Linked DNA regions of Homo sapiens: region 1 is linked to region 2. A link is a loop called in an ENCODE intact Hi-C map of the cell type or tissue named here. Cell type or tissue: breast epithelium. All regions are shown on one strand. Links, peaks and the distances in the headings refer to the core of each region. The heading gives the core; the rest is flanking DNA.

The links. Hi-C counts contacts between places; a loop is a spot of excess contacts. Peaks named below come from ENCODE experiments on the same cell type or tissue, not always from the same donor. Only the 100,000 strongest peaks of a DNase experiment are listed, where the experiment ranks them.
Region 1: a loop joins it to region 2, with 10 times the contacts of the local background. A loop is called at or near these places in 2 of 110 quality-filtered maps.

What each region holds. Positions count from the first base shown.
Region 1 is chr6:132,197,169-132,205,858 of GRCh38, forward strand. No RefSeq gene overlaps it. Among named protein-coding and RNA genes, the nearest start is that of LINC01013, 69 kb to the left of the region's middle. In breast epithelium, for the core only: no CTCF peak of the experiment used is centred there; no DNase peak of the experiment used is centred there; H3K27ac peaks cover 2,321 bases.
Region 2 is chr6:132,099,170-132,107,859 of GRCh38, forward strand. It overlaps CCN2-AS1 (CCN2 antisense RNA 1), which reads left to right. Exons shown (of 3, transcript NR_187596.1): 3 at 1-3,156. Among named protein-coding and RNA genes, the nearest start is that of MIR548AJ1, 12 kb to the right of the region's middle. In breast epithelium, for the core only: no CTCF peak of the experiment used is centred there; no DNase peak of the experiment used is centred there.

The DNA of each region.
Region 1 (8,690 bases), core at 424-8,423, 98 kb after region 2:
ATAAAATATTTTTCTATTTTTCTTGTGCCAGATAGCCCATACTCCTATGTAGTTTGCAATTTACAATACATTCTTCTAAAAAGCTTCAGAAGTCTAGCCATACCTCTGTACCTTCAAAGAGTGGTTTCTTAGTTATAATCTACTGAGTTTTGACCCATGTGATTCTGTCTTACAGGGCCCAGTTGAACCAACTCAACATGGAGAGCTCACCCAAAGTGGCTATCTGTAAACTTTCCAGAGGCTAAAGAGATGGCCAGATACTGAAACTCTGCCCATTGAAATACTCAAATCCATTTTTTTTCTTTTGGGAAGAGACATACAGTCAGTTATCAGTGGAAGTATTAGCAGATCCAGATTGTCTACCCTGAGAGCCAGAGGGAACTGTTAGATTTTCAGTGGCCACAGATCACTAAAACATTCATGTTATTCTTAATGGCAATGAATGAAAGTCCAGGCTATGGGGCTGCTGAGGTTATGTCCTTTCCTGCGTATCAGCAGGATTGGTCAAAGACCGTCCTGTATCAGCTAAGCTAATCTCAGTTTTAAACTTGCTAGTTTTTACTACAATGCTTCATTTGTGTCATAGTTTATTACTTTCTGTCTTTGAATTTTGAATACTGCATTTGTTAATTAGACATTATCAACTTTGTAAATATATACTAGTAAACTTTTTTATCATCCTTAAGTATACTTCAATTTTTGTTCACAATTGTATATTCCTTATGTACCATAGTTTTACTTTTCCTTAAGCCTGCTGCTGGAGCTGGAAAATCTCCATTTACATCTGTCTCAAAAAATCTAGTAATTTATCAATAGTATCTTTAAAAAGTGAAATTTACTTTTATGTTAAAAGATCATGTCTATCAGTTTGCTGGGGAAAAATATTGATCTTGAAAAGTAAATAAACTAAACCTACAAAGGGATCAAAATATATTTCAATCATCAGTAGAATTGAAGGAAGACCCTGAGATGCTTAGATGCCCAAGCCATTCTTGTCAGAGGTGCCCAGTACCGGCACTTAAGAAGATGGCCTTCTCTGCATGCCTCAGGTTTGACTCAGCAACTGACATTTGCTGGCCAGGAACTGGCACACCGAAGTGTTCACCGAAAAAAAGTTTCCAGACTGACAGCCTGTAGCTAGGATCTCCTTATCACAGCAGCTCTGGAGAAGAGCAGGTGGTGTTTATGGGGCCCATGCCCTGCCTGTTCTTTACATACCCCAAGATATTGCACTTTAGTGCTTTCAGTGAAATTTGTATTTTTATTAAGTTTAAAATAGACATGCAAAGATATTGCCTGTTTCCTCCTAATGGGCTGGACTTGATCAATGAAATTAGCTGATCATGACACATTTGGGCTTTCTAATGGATATGGCTTTAAAAGAAGGTTTGTTGTGTGTGTGTCTGTGTGTGTGTGTGTGTTTGTGTGTGTGTAGAAGTCTTTGATTTTGGTGAATTGTATGGGAACAAGGAGGAGAACTGGTATCTGGTAGTGAATTGTTAAATAGCTAGTGTACCCAGTGATAGAACCAACTGGAACATCCCTATATCATGATTCTGAACATCTTTGCCTATTTTTTATTATATGTGTTTTATTTTTAATATATTAACTTTTGTGAATTCATGTGAAAGTCTGCTCAAAAGTAACACTCAGAACCAGTAAAATATATATAAAAAATTGTGCTGTTGACTAAAATGAAATTGTTACTTGGACTTGTAAAATAAAAAATAGACACACTCCATTTAAGGATAAAATTCTCTGTGGGAAACAGAGCCCAAACACCAACACTCACACTAAAGGAGCTATAGTTGGTAAACTTTTGCCCTTGTTCGGCACTGATCACATGTTCCCAAAAGTTGTATAGCCTCACAGTGGAAATCAGAAGCAAACTAGCCTTAGACATTGGGTGATTTTCAATTATTTATCCAAGTGGAAAAGCACATTTTTAGGGCATGACGGACTGAAATGTAAGAGCATACAGTACAAACTGTAGACTAATAAAATTTTGTGTTGAGTGTGGGTTGGAGTCATTAATTCTCATGGCTAGTCTAAATTATAATCACATTCTTGGGGTTTTTATTTTTTCCCTTTTTAATAGTTAAAGGATAACCTTCTATTTTGTAGGTTTAATCTTAAAAACTTCAGATTCTAGGGAAAAAAAGTAGAAATAATAATCATAATACAATAAAAACATCTGAATAAACCTTTGGCAAATGGAAGGCCATTTTCCAAATGATGAGTCAGAAGTCTGTCATAATTTGGACTAGATTTCTGCCTTAGACAGTGGTCAAAACAAAACAAAAACCACCACCAACAAAAAGACGCCAAAAAATGATAATGTATGTTCACTATCCAGCACTATTTAGATTTATCTTTGCATAGGATTAAGTATGCCTATCACGCAAAGTGAAATTTTAAAGAAAGCTCCACAACCAAAGCCAGGATGACATCAGTGACAAAAACTCTCCCTTCAATCATATCGGGGCTCATAGCTTAGAGTAATAGCATGTGAGTGCAGCAGCTGACTCAAATAACCAATAACCCCACTATAGTTCAGCTGCTCTGACTTTGTTTCAAGACAGTAAGATGAAGAAGAAAAAAAATAACGTCCCTCATAGCTCATGAGCAAAGCAACTCCTAAACATGTTAGGGTCAGTTTCTATATAGAGAGTAGGCTCCTAATCCACACCATAGAAGTTAGCTTCTCGAGGACTAAATATTTCCTTTGCTTTACCCCAATCACAGGGCAGAATATCTTTTATACTGAATTTCTAAACAAAAGTTTATTCAATTAATGTATTAGTCTGTTCTCACACTCCTGTAAAGAACTACCTGAGACTGGGTAAGTTAGGAAGGAAAGTGGTTTAATCGGCTCAGTTCCACAGGCTCAACAGGACGCATGACTGGGAGGCCTCAGGAAAGTTAACAATCATGTTGGAAGGTGAAAGAGAAGCAAGCACGTCTTACCATGGCAGAGCCAGAGAGAGAGAGTGAGGGCGCATGTGCCACACACTTTCAAACAACCAGATCTCATGAGAACTCACTAACACTAGATCAGCAAGGGGGGATGTCCACTCCCATGATTCAATCACCTCCCACCAGGCTCCTCCACCAACACGTGGGGATTGTAATTCAAGATGAGATTTGGGTGGGGACACAGAACCAAAACATATCAATTAACTTGCTGGGAATTTTGGAAGTTAGGATAAAGTAGACCTTAGACCTTAAAATAACTCTAGAAGAGTTTTTGGAAGACCTCTGTAATAGGGTATATGACAGACTCAGATTGAAAGGATCACTTAAATCAAGAAATGTTAGGGGCATAAATAAATTAATACAGCACATAGACTGAGTTTATTCTTTGAGCCCTGTTCTTCCACTACTTCTTAAGGTATAGTGAATCCTACTTCTCAGAGGCCTCATGAAGGCAAATGAAACTCTTTAGATTCAAGTATAAAATATCAAATATTGTTGGTTAATAAATTCTGACTACATTGAGATGCTATTATATATATCTACTATGCTATGTTCTAGGGATGAAAGGGTAAATAAGATAGACGCAATTCTGGCCTTCATGGGAATTTTAGCTTAGTGTTCAGTAAATTTTTCTAACTTTTTATTATGGAAATTTTCAAATATAACACACATGTTGAAAGACTAGTTTAAGGAACCCAGTGAGTCTATTACTCACTTTCAATAATTATCAAAATGTTCAGTTTTGTTTTATCTATACCCCATCCACGCTACCCCATGCCAGTCAGAATATTTTGAAGTAGATCTCAGCCATCTATCATTTTATGTGTAAATATTATAGTTTGTATCTCTTAAAGATAAGAACTCCCTCAAAAAGCTATAATGTCATTATTATACCAAGAAACTTTTAATATTACCATAGTTGAAAATTCCATATTGTATACTTGAAATCTGCTGAGCAAATAGATTTTTAATGTTCTCACCACACACACACACACACACACACACACACACAAACACACACACAATGGTAACTAGGTGAGGTGATAGATGTGTTGATTGTGGTAACCATTTGACAATATATAATATCAAATCATCATGTTGTATATCTTAAACTTATACAAATTTACTTGCCAATTATATCTCAAAAAACTGAAATAATTTTTTTAAAAAAGAAAATAATTTTAACAATGGTTACTTAATAGCATAAAAAATGAATTATTGTTTATATTTACCTGTTTGTTTCATACACACACACCCCTCTCCACAGTTTTATAATTAAGATTGACATTAGATTGGTAGGTCTGTTACATTTCTTTTCATTTAAAGCTTCCCTTTTCATAACTATGTTTGTGTGTGGAAGAAACACAACTCCTTAACCAGTAGAGTTTGCACTGTCTAAATTTTGCTGATTGCAACCTCATGATGTAATCTGACATATTTTTCTTTCCCTTAAATTTATCATAAATTATTAATAAGATCTAGAGTCTTGGTTGGATTCAAGTTTGATTTTTTCTTCTTTTTTGTCAAAATCTGTTCATGAGTAGTGTTTATATACATATGTTTAAATATATAAATACATACATTTATATATTGTTTAAATATATACATTTATATGTATATATGTGTATGTATATATGTAAATAATATTTTTAGACTTTTATAACAATCAAGTACCTTTAGAACGCAAAAATTAAAGGTAAAGATAAGGTTAAATGATACTTACACCATCATGATGTGTGGTCCTGCGTGGGCCACAGTTCCTTATCAATATTAAAAACTCCTTCAACTCTAAAAGTTCAGGACTGTGAGATCAGTGATCTCAGCCTGAGATGACCATATGCCAAAGCCATTTACTAACATACTTTCATTGCCCAAAGTCAGTTAGAATGAAAGCCTGACTTTGGTATACAATCAGGTCCATTCTCAGCAGGCTGGAAACATCTCAGATAATCGAAGCACCTGCATAGTTCCCTTTGTCTTTGCATATTCTAGAACATTATCTTGCTCTAGCTCTTGTCCCATTTCCTAAAATCTCACTTGCTCAATTCTCCAAATAAGTCTTGCTAAGAAAATTCCTTTTTAATAAGGTGAGGATGTCTAGCAAATAAAATAAATACAGATATTTGAAGTCAGACTGGTTATTTTAGTACATTAGAAAGAAAGTCAGCATCAGCTTCATTATTGCATTAATTTTAAACAATCTTAATCCAATTCTCATTTTATGAATAGGCCTTTGGTAAAATGCACCCATCTAAGCCATTTAATCATTTGGAACTTTAAAATATGTATTTATCCCTACTGGAAAATATTAGCTTTCCAAAATGCCTTAGTTTTAGAGTTTCTCATTTTCATGAAAATAGTAAAAATTAACAAATATCTATAGATATAAAATACAATCCAATCTCCCACAACTCCCAGATACTGCAGCCATCACTTTCTAAGGGCTGCGTAAGGAAGCAAATTCACTGAATTTACTTCAGACCTGTCTTTGCATCCAGTGTCTTCAGGGCAACATTACTTCATAGGTCAGGGGTCTGCTATCAGGGAATACACAGTGGACATCCCACAGGACAGAGTAGCCAGCAGGAATGCTCGCAGACATCTGTTCAATATGTGGGTAGCTTACAGCCTTGTTTATATTAAGAGCTCTTGCTGCTGGACAGCAGAAGTAACTCCTTTAGAATCCGTTCCCATAATAGTCCCTAAGGCAATGACGCACAGCTGTGGAAAGGAAATAGGCTCTTTAATTTGTTAACCATGCCCAGAAAAGAAGAAAACAAAATGCTCAAATGAGACTATAAAGAGGACTTTTAAGAGTCTTCCAGAAACAGCTAAAAAAGCAATACAAACATTTCCCCCCAATCACATAAGATGTATATATGTGGCTTGTTTGTTCCTTAACATATGTCTAATCTTACATTTGAATTCTGTGAAATTTTTCTCTTCTTCTGACTTTTCAGTTTAACCTTCTCTTAATGATCATACTGTCTAAAGATTCTGATCCCATAAAACCCCTGTATCCTTATTGCTGAAAAGCATACTGCTGAAAGATCCCATTTGGAAAAATTCATATGGTCAGGGAAAATGGGCCTGAACTAGCCAGGAGACTGATATTAAGAAAAGGACATCATTTCCTTAAATGAGGGTCCCAGAGTTTGAAGCAGCAAATTGGATCTTTTAATCCAACTCCACCCTATATAAAACACTTTCCCAAACCTGTTTTTAAAAAGATGGTTTCTGATTTCTTGTGTTTTTAATGCCCTTACTTTGGTTATCAAGAAATATTTCAGGCTGGGTGCGGTGCCTCATGCCAGCGCTTCTGGAGGGTGAGGTAGGCAGATCACCTGAGGTTAGGAGTTTGAGACCAGGCTGACCAATGTGGTGAAATCCCATCTCTACTAAAAATACAAAAATTAGCCGGCCATGGTGGTGCATGCCTATAATGCCAGCTACTCGGGAGGCTGAGGCAGGAGAATCACTTGAAGTTGGGAAGCAGAGGTTGCAGTGAGCCAAAATCACACCACTGCACTCCAGCCTGGGCGACAAGAGTGAAACTCGGTCTCAATTAAAAAAAAAGAAAGAAAGAAAGAAAAGGAATATTTCAAATATGTGACAATTAAGTATCTGGAACCAAGACCCAGCTACCCAGCTCTATCAAGTTCTACCAGTTTGCCATACTTGCTTCAACTTTTAGGGTTTTCTTTAAAGCAATACTTATTACAAATATGATTGGGGTTCCCTCTCTACCTCTCTCATGTCTTATGTTTTCCTTCCTCCCTCTCTAACTTCTGCAAGATAATCACCAACCTGAATTTGATTATTTATTTTTCTCATGCATGTTTACATTGTTATAACATTATTATAGCACAATGTCCAACACTGCTTGGCATGTTTTCATATTTTACACAAATGGTATCATATTGTATGTATTTTTTGGTAATGTATTTTCTTAATATTGTAATTGAGATTTAATTAAATTTTCTTTTCAACTTTTATTTTAAATTCAGGGAGGGTATGTGCAGGTTAGCTACTTGATATATTGTGTGATGCTGAGGTTTGAGGTACAAATGATCCCATCACCCAGGTACTCAGCATAATACCCAATAGTTAGTTTTTCACTGCTTCTCTGCCACCCCAGTAGTCCCCAGTTTCTGTTGTTGCCATCTTTATGTTCATGAGTAACCAATATTTAGCTCCCACTTGTAACTGAGAAGAGGCAGTATTTGGTATTCTATTCCTGCATCAATTCATTTGGGATAATGACCTCCAGCTGCATCCATGCTGCCACAAAGGACATGATTTTGTTCTTTTTTATGGCTGCATAGTATTCTATGGTGAATATGTACCACATTTTCTTTATCCCAGCCACCACTGATGGGCACTTAGGCTGATTCCATGTCTTTGCTATTGTGAATAGTGTTGCAATCAACATGCGAGTGCATCTGTCTTTTTGGTAGAATGATTTATTTTCTTGTGGACACGTATATCCAGTAATGCGATTGCTCGGTCATATGGTAGTTCTGTTTTAATTTCTTTGAGAAATCTCTAAACTGCTTTACACAGTTGCTGAACTAATTTACGTTCCCACCAACAGTGTATAAGTGTTCCCTTTCTCTGCAGCCTTGCCAGCATCTGTTGTTTTTTTAGGCTTTTTATTAACAGCCATTTTGACTGGTGTGAGATAGTATCCATTGTGGTTTTGATTTGCATTTTTCTGATGATTAATGATATGAAACATTTTTTCATATGTTTGTTGGCTGCTTGTATGTCTTCTTTTGAGAAATGTCTATGTCTTTTAAACATTTTTATGGGGTTATTTATTTTTTGCTTATTCAACTGTTTAGTTTCTTACAGATTCTGGACACTAGGTCTTCACTGGAAGCATAGTTTGTGAATATTTTCTCCCATTCTGTAAGTTGCTTGTTTACTCTGTTGATGGTTACTTTTGCTGTGCAGAAGCTCTTTAGTCTAATTAGGTTCCACTTGTCAATTTTCATTTTTGTGTAATTGCTGTGGAGGACTTAATCATACATTCTTTCCCAAGGCCAATGCCCAGACTGATGTTTCTTAGGTTTTCTTCTAGGATTCTTACAGTTTGAGGTCTTACAATGAAATGTTTAATTCATTTTGAGCAGCTTTTTGTATATGGTGAAAGGTAGGAGTCCAGTTTCATTCTTCAGCATATGACTAGTCAGCTATCCCAGCATCGTTGATTGAATAGGGAGTCCTTTCCCTATTGTTTTTGTTTTTGTTTATTTTGTCAAAGATTAGATAGCTGCAGGTGTGTGACTTTATTTCTAGGTTCTCTTTTCTGTTCCGTTGATCTATGGGTCTGTTACTGTAGCTTTATAGTATAGTTTGAAACCGGTAATGTGATGCCTCTGGCTTTGTTCTTTTTGCTTAGGGCTGCTTTGGCTATTTGGGCTCTTTTTTGGCTCCATATAAATTTTAGAATAGTTTTTTTTTCTAGTTTTATGAAAAATTACATTGGTAGGTTGACAGGAATAGAGTTGAATCTATAGATTGCTTTGGGCAGAATAACCATTTACATTATGTTGATTCTTTCAATCCATGAGCATGGAATATTTTTCCATTTATTTGACATAAGTTATTTCTTCTAGCAGTGCTTTGTTCTTCTTGGTGTAAAGATCTTTCACCTCCTTGGTGAGATGTACTCCTAGGTATTTTTTTTTTTGGCTACTGTAAACGGGATT
Region 2 (8,690 bases), core at 286-8,285:
GGCAGTTTGTAGACTTATTGTCAGTCCAGTGTAGAATTTGAGAATATAGCCAGGGCTTAAGGTTCCAGTTTCAAATTAAAGACAAAAGAAATCAGCAATACCAAAATGAAGACAGAAGCCTGGGAATTGTGCCTCAAGATCTGGACTGAGAGGACATTTCTACACAACAGCTCCCCTAAGGGCAGGGCTATGACCGTTGTTGCTAAGCTGTCACCATCTCTCCTTCCCTATTAGACTGGCTTCTGTGGGGTAATTAACCAGTACAAGGATGTATGGGAAGCTCTTCTGAGAAGACCTCACATTAAAACAAAGTGTTGTTATTCAAGCTGGGTCATATTTGGGCACCTTGTTATTACAGCTTTGAGGAGGGATATCAAACTGTCATATTCACCTATGAGTTTAGGATCAGTGGAGGGAAGAGAACAGAAGGGCCACACAGAAGGGGAAGCTCAGGCACAGATGGCCAGCAGCCAGGCTCGCTGTAGAGGTGAGATTATCAAACATGACCATACAAAGGCTGCAGAGGCAAGATGCTTCCAATAGCCAGGAAGAATGTGGGCAGGGGAGAATTTGGTCCATTTGAAGTCAGAATTATACATGAAGACACTTGTAATCAAATAAATGCAGAACATATTTGTAAAGGGAAATAAAGTAGGAGTTAATTTTTTTTAACAAATTATGATTGAAATCTAAAATACCAAGATTAACATTCTACAAGGGTATTAATACAACAATGCCATTTTAACTCAAAGAATGTCTAAATATTTGTACAAAATAGCTGCTTACTGATGCTTGTGAAAAGGAAGAGATTGCTTCCCAGCACACTGTATCAGAGAGCCATGATAATAGCCATAGCTTAAGCAGACAAAGTAAAATGTAAAAATCCAAAAAAGTATCCATCACTACTACCACCACTCTTTAAAAATGCAAAGCTATTATTTATGGTGCATTCCAATTCAGTTAACTTCCTTCTTGCCTTTAAATAGATGCCCCTGACTTAATTGAAGTGTTTTAATTAATAACATAAAAATAACAAATTGGAACTAGAAAATGATTACAAAATAGAAGAAAAGCCTGGGAATGTCAAGAGGTTCTTAAGAATATCAGATAAGTGAGCTCATTCAGTGATAGAACAAGAAATACTAGAGGGATAAGCTGAAAGCTACATAGGACTGAAGTTTTTTAGACTCTACATTTATCAAAGTATTGGGTCAATTTTGTTGTGGACATCAAAAGCTATCTCAAGAAAAAGCTCAAATTATTACACTGCACTGGAATTTTAGTTTATCCATTAAGATTTGTAGGGAGCAAAACAGCAGCTTCCTTGTTATAATGCTGTTTGTCCTAATGAGGGGAGCTTAAGGGAGGCAGAGAGAGAAGCACATACTGTCTTATTTCAATATGAAACCCAAACAGCAAGCAACTGTCTCTTCTACAGAAGTGCAACCTCAAAGAGTTCTGAGAGTTTTTGCCGTATCACAGCTGGGACCTTGTTGTAGTCCAAATTAGTGTGTGTTCCTCAATATCCTAAGGGAGGTTCAGATATCCTTTCAATCATTCTCCTGGAATTCTGGCTTCTGAGAATTTGATATGAAATGGAAATTGACTAACACGAAGAAAAGACAGAAACTTGGCCTAAGGCCAACCATTTTCTTTCCTTAGTACAGGGTAACCATATAACTTATTTTCAAACTTGGACAGACTCCGAAGGGGGCTCTTTTAAGAACTGTGCCAGGACAATGGGAGTCGGTAGCAACTGTCCCAGGTAAATGGAACATATACTCCATTTAGTCATAGAGAATCTATGTCTAATATATTGTTTCTTTAGTTTTTGTATATCTTAGTAGCTAAATATAACTAAATGTAGCTAGTCTTTATAAAGTGTAAGCTTTTTATTCTTTAATACTGTGTGGCTTTGTGAGACTATTTGGTGTCACATAGGCCCTGTACCTCTGAGTTTACTGAGAATAAAAACTTATGATTCAAAAAGTTAAGCAATCATTAACTAAGTAACTCCAAAGAGCCCTAAGAGATCACACAAATATGGATTTCTACTCTATAAGTTTAATTAGTCATAGTACAGAGTGACTTATGAGAAGCCTCATGCCTCACGAATGATGAACGTTGAATCTGTTCATAAATAATAGATTAAACTTTAAATCAATAACCATTAGAGAAAACAGAAATATATTATGGTGAGTTTCATTCATATATATATCTGCCCCTTTCTATATATTTTAATTAAACCAATTTAAGTCATAAATTCTTCAATTATAATTCAGCCATAGGTCCTTTCCTCAAAAACGAAAGATAGTCATCTGGCATTAAAAGAGGAAGAAGGAAGTGATCACTAACAGCTGGAATCAATGATCATATATAAATATAAACCATGGTTCTCGGGGCCACTGTTTGTTTTTGTTTCGTGTTTTTTTGTCAATATTGAAATTGTCCTGCAAAGTCAAAGTCATCTTTCTAAATCTAGTTGCTAATACTATGGCATTCTCTTTTTTGCTATTCTTAGTATTGTAAGAATGTGAACTCAGAACCTATTAATAGAAAGTCTTCCCTTTGGAAAATGGAGCTTAGACCCAGAAAGGAGGGTGCTGCATACCAGCTCTCTGCTCTCCTCCTCTGAACAGTCTCTCCCCTAGGTTTCCCCTCCTCCTCCTCCTCCTCCTCTCCCTGCAGGTTGGTCCCTCCATCTCGTCACCATTCTGACCTCTTTAAATTTCTTTGTATAGAATTTTTTAAATAAAATTTCTTTTTATAGCTAGAGTCCTATTTTTTTCCTCTTTGTTTTGGGCCTAATCTATCAAGTATTAACATATACAGTTTTTCTAATGTGGGAGGAACAAGATTGCTCATTCATTCAACACATTTTGATTGAGAGCCCACCATGTTCCAGATGCAAGGATCAGCAGTGAATAAAAAGACATAAAAATCCCTGCCCTCATGAATCTTAGAGGACAAAAGAAAGCCACTCTCAGGTTCATCAGAAGAGTGTAATATATATATAACAACCCTTCCTAGTACTAAGATTAACTACCTTTATCTTCTGGTATTCATTTCATAATATATGCGGTATTTATGTTACATATGTATGTAAATGCATAGAAAAGTTTGGGAATAACAATAATAAAATAGGTTCATTTTGCATGTGTGTGTTGTATATGTGTGTAATCATACAATACATTCAGTAATTTGCTTTTGGCGTTTAATAGATTTTTTTTCCTTGGTTTTTCATCAAAATATATTTCCCTGTCAGCACATATAAATTTATCTCATCATTTTCATGACTGCTTAGTGAAGATGTGCCTTGTACCTATTGTAGGACATTCAAGGTTGCTTCCAAAATTTCAGTGTTTTGGATAATGCCCCACTGTCTTGCACATATCTTTTGCAAAGATGTCAGGATTCCTGTGGGATTGATTCCCAGTTGCTAAGTCAAAAGAGATGACTATGTTACCTATAGACAAACACTGCATGTTACAGGATGTACCTCAGCATCTGGAGAAAAATGCAACTCAGAGAAAAAGTATTGGGTATGAAAGAAAAACCTCTGTACTAATCTATATAGGGTATGGCTGCATTCCTCCTTTATCAGAAGCAGAAGTCTCTGTTGTCACTTTAACAATGGAAAATAAAGGTACAGAACATAAGAAATAATTGTGTACATTTAGGGGGTAGGATTAAAAAGATGAAGAAACTGGGGGCAGGGAAACTTTTATTTTCACTTTTCCCTTCTATGCCATTTGACTTGTTTATAACAGGTAGGTATTCATTTTATTTAAAACTAAGTAAATTTTCATAAACTATATATAAAAAATAATATTTTCCCTGTGTTCTCCCAGTGAAAACCGTAAAGCTTCATTCATCCAAGAGAAATGACAGGTTTGGGGTTTTTATGAATAAAGTTTAATTGAAGAACTGCTTCTGAAAACTTAAGGGTGACAGGAGAAAGCTTGTCCAAGTAATCAACTTTTCAAAGTCAAGAATGAAAAATAAATTTAAAATGCCTGTCAACCTCAATCTTGATTTCTTTTCAGATCAACAGAGCAGTTTCATGTTGAGGACAGTTATGTAAAGAGTCAAACACAAGGAGTTATTGGTATATCAAAATTAATTTTGTTAAGTTAATTAAGCAGCTTTCTTCCCTGTATCCCATACCTCTGCTTTGTATACATGGCTCTTTTAATTCCTACTTTACCTCCTAGGTTAATTTTTTTTTCTGTCTTGGTTAAGAGGTTCAGAAGCAACTCCATGAATAATGAATAAAAACCTAAAAATGATTTGTTTCATGGTAGTCTGTATGATTTAACATTGCAAGGTTCTAGCTGGCTTTACAGCTCCTGATCCAGCAAGTTACATAACTTTTGGCTTAATTTCTAAAGATTAACTGTTTATGTGGAGTGGCTGATATGGTTTGCTGTGTCCCCACCCAAATCTCATCCTGAATTGTAGCTCCCACAATTCCCATGTGTCATGCAAGGGACCCAGTGGGAAGTAATTGAATCATGGGGGCAGGTCTTTCCCATGCTGTTCTCGTGATAGTGAATAAGTCTTATGAGATCTGATGGTTTTATAAAGGGGAGTTTCCCTGCACAAGCTCTCTCTTGCCTGCTGCCATGTAAGACTTCCCTTGCTCTTCCGCCATGATTGTGAGACCTCCCGAGCCTCATGGTACTGTGAGTCCCTTAAACCTCTGGTTCTTTAAGATTACCCAGTCTCAGATATGTCTTTATCAGCAGTGGAAAAATGCACTAATACAGAGGTGGAGAGAGAAGGGCAACGGAGAGAAGAAAGTCCTTTAAGGAAAGCATTTTGGCCTTTCTCCATCATGTCCCTTGAATGTAGATTATGTTGGTAGGGTATCAGCTGATGTATCACAATATTTGTTGGGTGATAAGTGGTTAATAAAAAGTGGATCATTTTTCTTTAGTCAGGAAGATCAGGTGAAGATACCTAAATCCAGGGTTAGTCCCAAATTAAACTTGTCCACGTAATATATTCATATCCTAGTCATTCCTAATTATTACATCCCTGTCAGTCCTGTCTTGCTCTGAACTAGGTCTTTCTTCACATTTAAAATTCACACCCACTCCCCACCACTCAACCCACCCTTGGGATATCACCTCTCAGGGAATAGTAGCTAATTGACTTTCTAACTGGATTCACAATGAAATGTTAATGGCATATTTACCTATTTTAGAGAAAACATGCTTTTAAAAGCAAAAAAAAAAAAAAAAAAGAAAAGAAAGAGATATCAAGAGATATATACAACAGTGCCTTCATCTGGATGAATGGAGGTGAAGATTTCAGCCAGCATTGGTTGTTCTGAGGGTAAGAGAGTAGCAGTATTTTCTCCCAGGCCTGCCTGCTGCTTTGGTACTTAACACTGACATTTCCAATTCTCCTACTTTTTATTATTTAACTTCCAGTGTCTCTAGGAAAACACAGATTTCCATTTTGATCATATGGATGTTATTCAGGGCTGTTTTGAGCCCTTGTGCTCTTATTTTTGGCTACCCCACATGTATAACATATCAAACAAATTAAAATCCACCCATATCCTACATTAAATATAATTTATATTGCAATTATAAGAGTAGAGTTGCAGCTGACTAGTTGATGTTATTTTTGTAGATAGCTAATTAAACATTTATTAATTTCCATTTTGCAGCTTGCATTTGTGGTTTGGAGCCAATACTTTAAAAATCTTACAATCCATTGACACTGGTCTCCAGTGACTAACAGATAAAATGGCCTTGCTGATGCTAATTTAATATAGGAGTATATTTTTAAACTCTTACAAAAAATAGAGCCATTTAAAATGTTTTGCCTTTCTAATGAATGTGTCCTTTTTTCTTTTTTCTTTCTTTCTTTTTTTTTTTTTTTCTTGAGATGGAGCCTTGCTATATTGCCCAGGCTGGAGTGCTATGGTGCGATCTTGGCTCACTGCAACCTCTGCCTCCCAGGTTCAAGCGATTCTCCTGCCTCAGCCTCCTGAGTAGCTGGGATTACAGGTGCCCGCCACCACACCTGGCTAATTTTTTGTATCTTTACTAGAGATGGGGTTTCACCATGTTGGCCAGGCTGGTCTCAAACTCCTGACTTTGTGATCCGCCTGCCTCAGCCTTCCAAAGTTCTGGGATTACAGGCATGGGCCACCGTGCCCAGCCAAATGCATCCTTTTTACATAACAAACTACCTTCCTGAAATCTCTGTATCTATCCTAATTCTCTAATTTTTGAAAAATTGTAAAGTACGTTTTTTCATCACAGACAATTCTCTTCTTTATTTTCACATTTTGATATTTAAGATCTAAAGTTACAGTCTTCCTGTTTTAAGGCAATTTCTTTAATTTGCTATTTATTATCCACTTTCCATTGGATCCTTTCAAAAAATCAGTGCTCAATCTTTGATTTCTAAAAAGACACTTCGAGGTCTGATGAAGCCTCCAACCCCTCGACTACAATAGTTCCTACAGAAATTGTTTGTGTCCTTCCCTTTCATGTTTTTCCCAGCTGTATTTTTTTTTTTTTTTTTTTTTTGAGATAAAGTCTTTCCCTGTCACCCGGGCTGGAATACAGTGGTGTGATCTTGGCTCACTCCAACTTCCACCTCCCGGGTTTAGATGATTCTCATGCCTCAGCCTCCTGAGTAGCTGGGATTACAAGCATGTGCCACCACACCTGGCTAATTTTTGTATTTTTATTAGAGACAGGGTTTCGCCATGGTGGCCAGGCTGGTCTTGAACTCCTGGACTCAAGTGATCCACCCCCCTTGGCTTTCCAAAGTGCTGGATTACAGGAGTGGGCCATCATGTCCAGCTCTGACTTTAATTCTTACTAACATGCAAATTGCAGTGTACCATATCACCCCATTTTGGAGTATGACACACAAATGCATGTGTGAGATGCTCTGAAAGGAACCTCCAAACTGAGTACAAAGTAGTCCTTCTCAAAACATGGGCACCCTTGGTTCACAGAGGTCAGAATTTCTCATATCCTTCAAAGTTGGGGAGCATTTTGGTAGAGTCTGAAAACTGCTCTTTGGTTAGTTGAAAAATGTCTTCCCTGCATATTTTTAATAAACCTCCATCTCTTAACTTACAGAGATAAAAATAAAATAGTTTTCCTTCTCTCCTCCTATGTCTTATAGTCTACTTGTCATCCAAATGAAATAAATGCACTTCCTTATTTTCTTAGTAGGCAAAGAGTAAAAATTTCATACTAGGCTAGTTATTCTGCAAAAAGAGAACATTTAAACAGAGGTTAGTACACAGTGGTAAAATCAGTAAAAGTTTCAGTGCTTACATTAGAAAAACAAATATTTATATCATTAAACCTAAAATTTGCTTTCTAATACAATGTTTTGTGGTCTGCCTAAATGATGGCAATTGATTTCAGGATGAATCAAAATGACATGAAGAAGATATTAAAGAAAATTTTTTTTGTTTGTTTCTGTCCTACAGTCCCGAAGGCAAAAATGAATTGTACTCTTCTTATACATGTTGCTGCTTTCAAGATTTCCATTTTACACCATTGATGGGCCTTAGTTTTTGGGTTGTCTACAAAGTCAAGTTTCTCTTATTTGGAAAACCTGAATATAGCCTTGCAGTACAAAGCACTGGTCATGCTGTCCACTTTCAGAAGATGGCATGGAATTCACAGCAACAAGAAATGTTTTGGAATGCTGGCAAAGGAGCAGAAAACAGTGTTCTCCCCACACATTTAGAAAAATAAAGGTACGGAGGACATGGCGTACTACTTATTAAAGACTTTGAAAAACACCACACCTCAGTAAACATTCCTCAAGAACTGAGGAAACACTCTGGGCAATGGCTTACCTCAGTTCCCTCAATTCTGGTTTTAGTGAATGGGACAATAGTACAGACACAATGCCAGCTGTGGAAGCAAGAGAGCCAAGGACACACAGGCTCACTCTGTAAACAAGCCTAGCGTCCTGCTTCAGGCACTTTGTGTTGTTTTGTCAACACAAAGAGAGGCGTTTGGGATTTGCGGAAGACTCTGCTATCTCAACAAGTCTTGGTGCTTTCTTCTGTCCCTGAATTAAACACTTATTTACTTCCTCTTTATTGACCATTGGAGCGCCTGATTGGGCTTTCTGTTTATCTCCCCATAAGCTGATATAAGCTCAGCTGCCCCTGACACTAGTTTCTTTTCCTCTCTCTTTTTAGTTGAAGATGCTAATATTATCACCTTCAGTGACAGTAACAAAATAAAATCAATTATTCAGCTTATGATGGGCTAGCATACTGCCATTCCCTTTTGCTGTCTAAATGTATCTGATATTACCATGGAGAGGAAATGATCTATTAAGAAGGTTCCCAAGTCAGACATCATTCTGGATTAATTCCTATAACAGGAGGTTTGCACTAAACTGGCTTCCCTTCTTCAGTGTGAGAAGCAAATATTCTTCCTGGAAGCCATTTTACTGAATAACTAACAACCTGTTCAACTACCTCCAGCCCCTTTAAACAGCATTATCTCCTACTCAACTTTTGCTGGAGTTTTGCAAAAAGCTAGTGAGAGATCCATTCTGTCCTCAGGTTTTTCCAGAGCAGTGGTTCCCAAATGTTGCTCCACTGACCAGCTGCACCAGAAATATCTGGGAAGCTACAAAGAAGATTGATTCTAGGCCCTCATTCTGAAGAATCTCATTTAGTG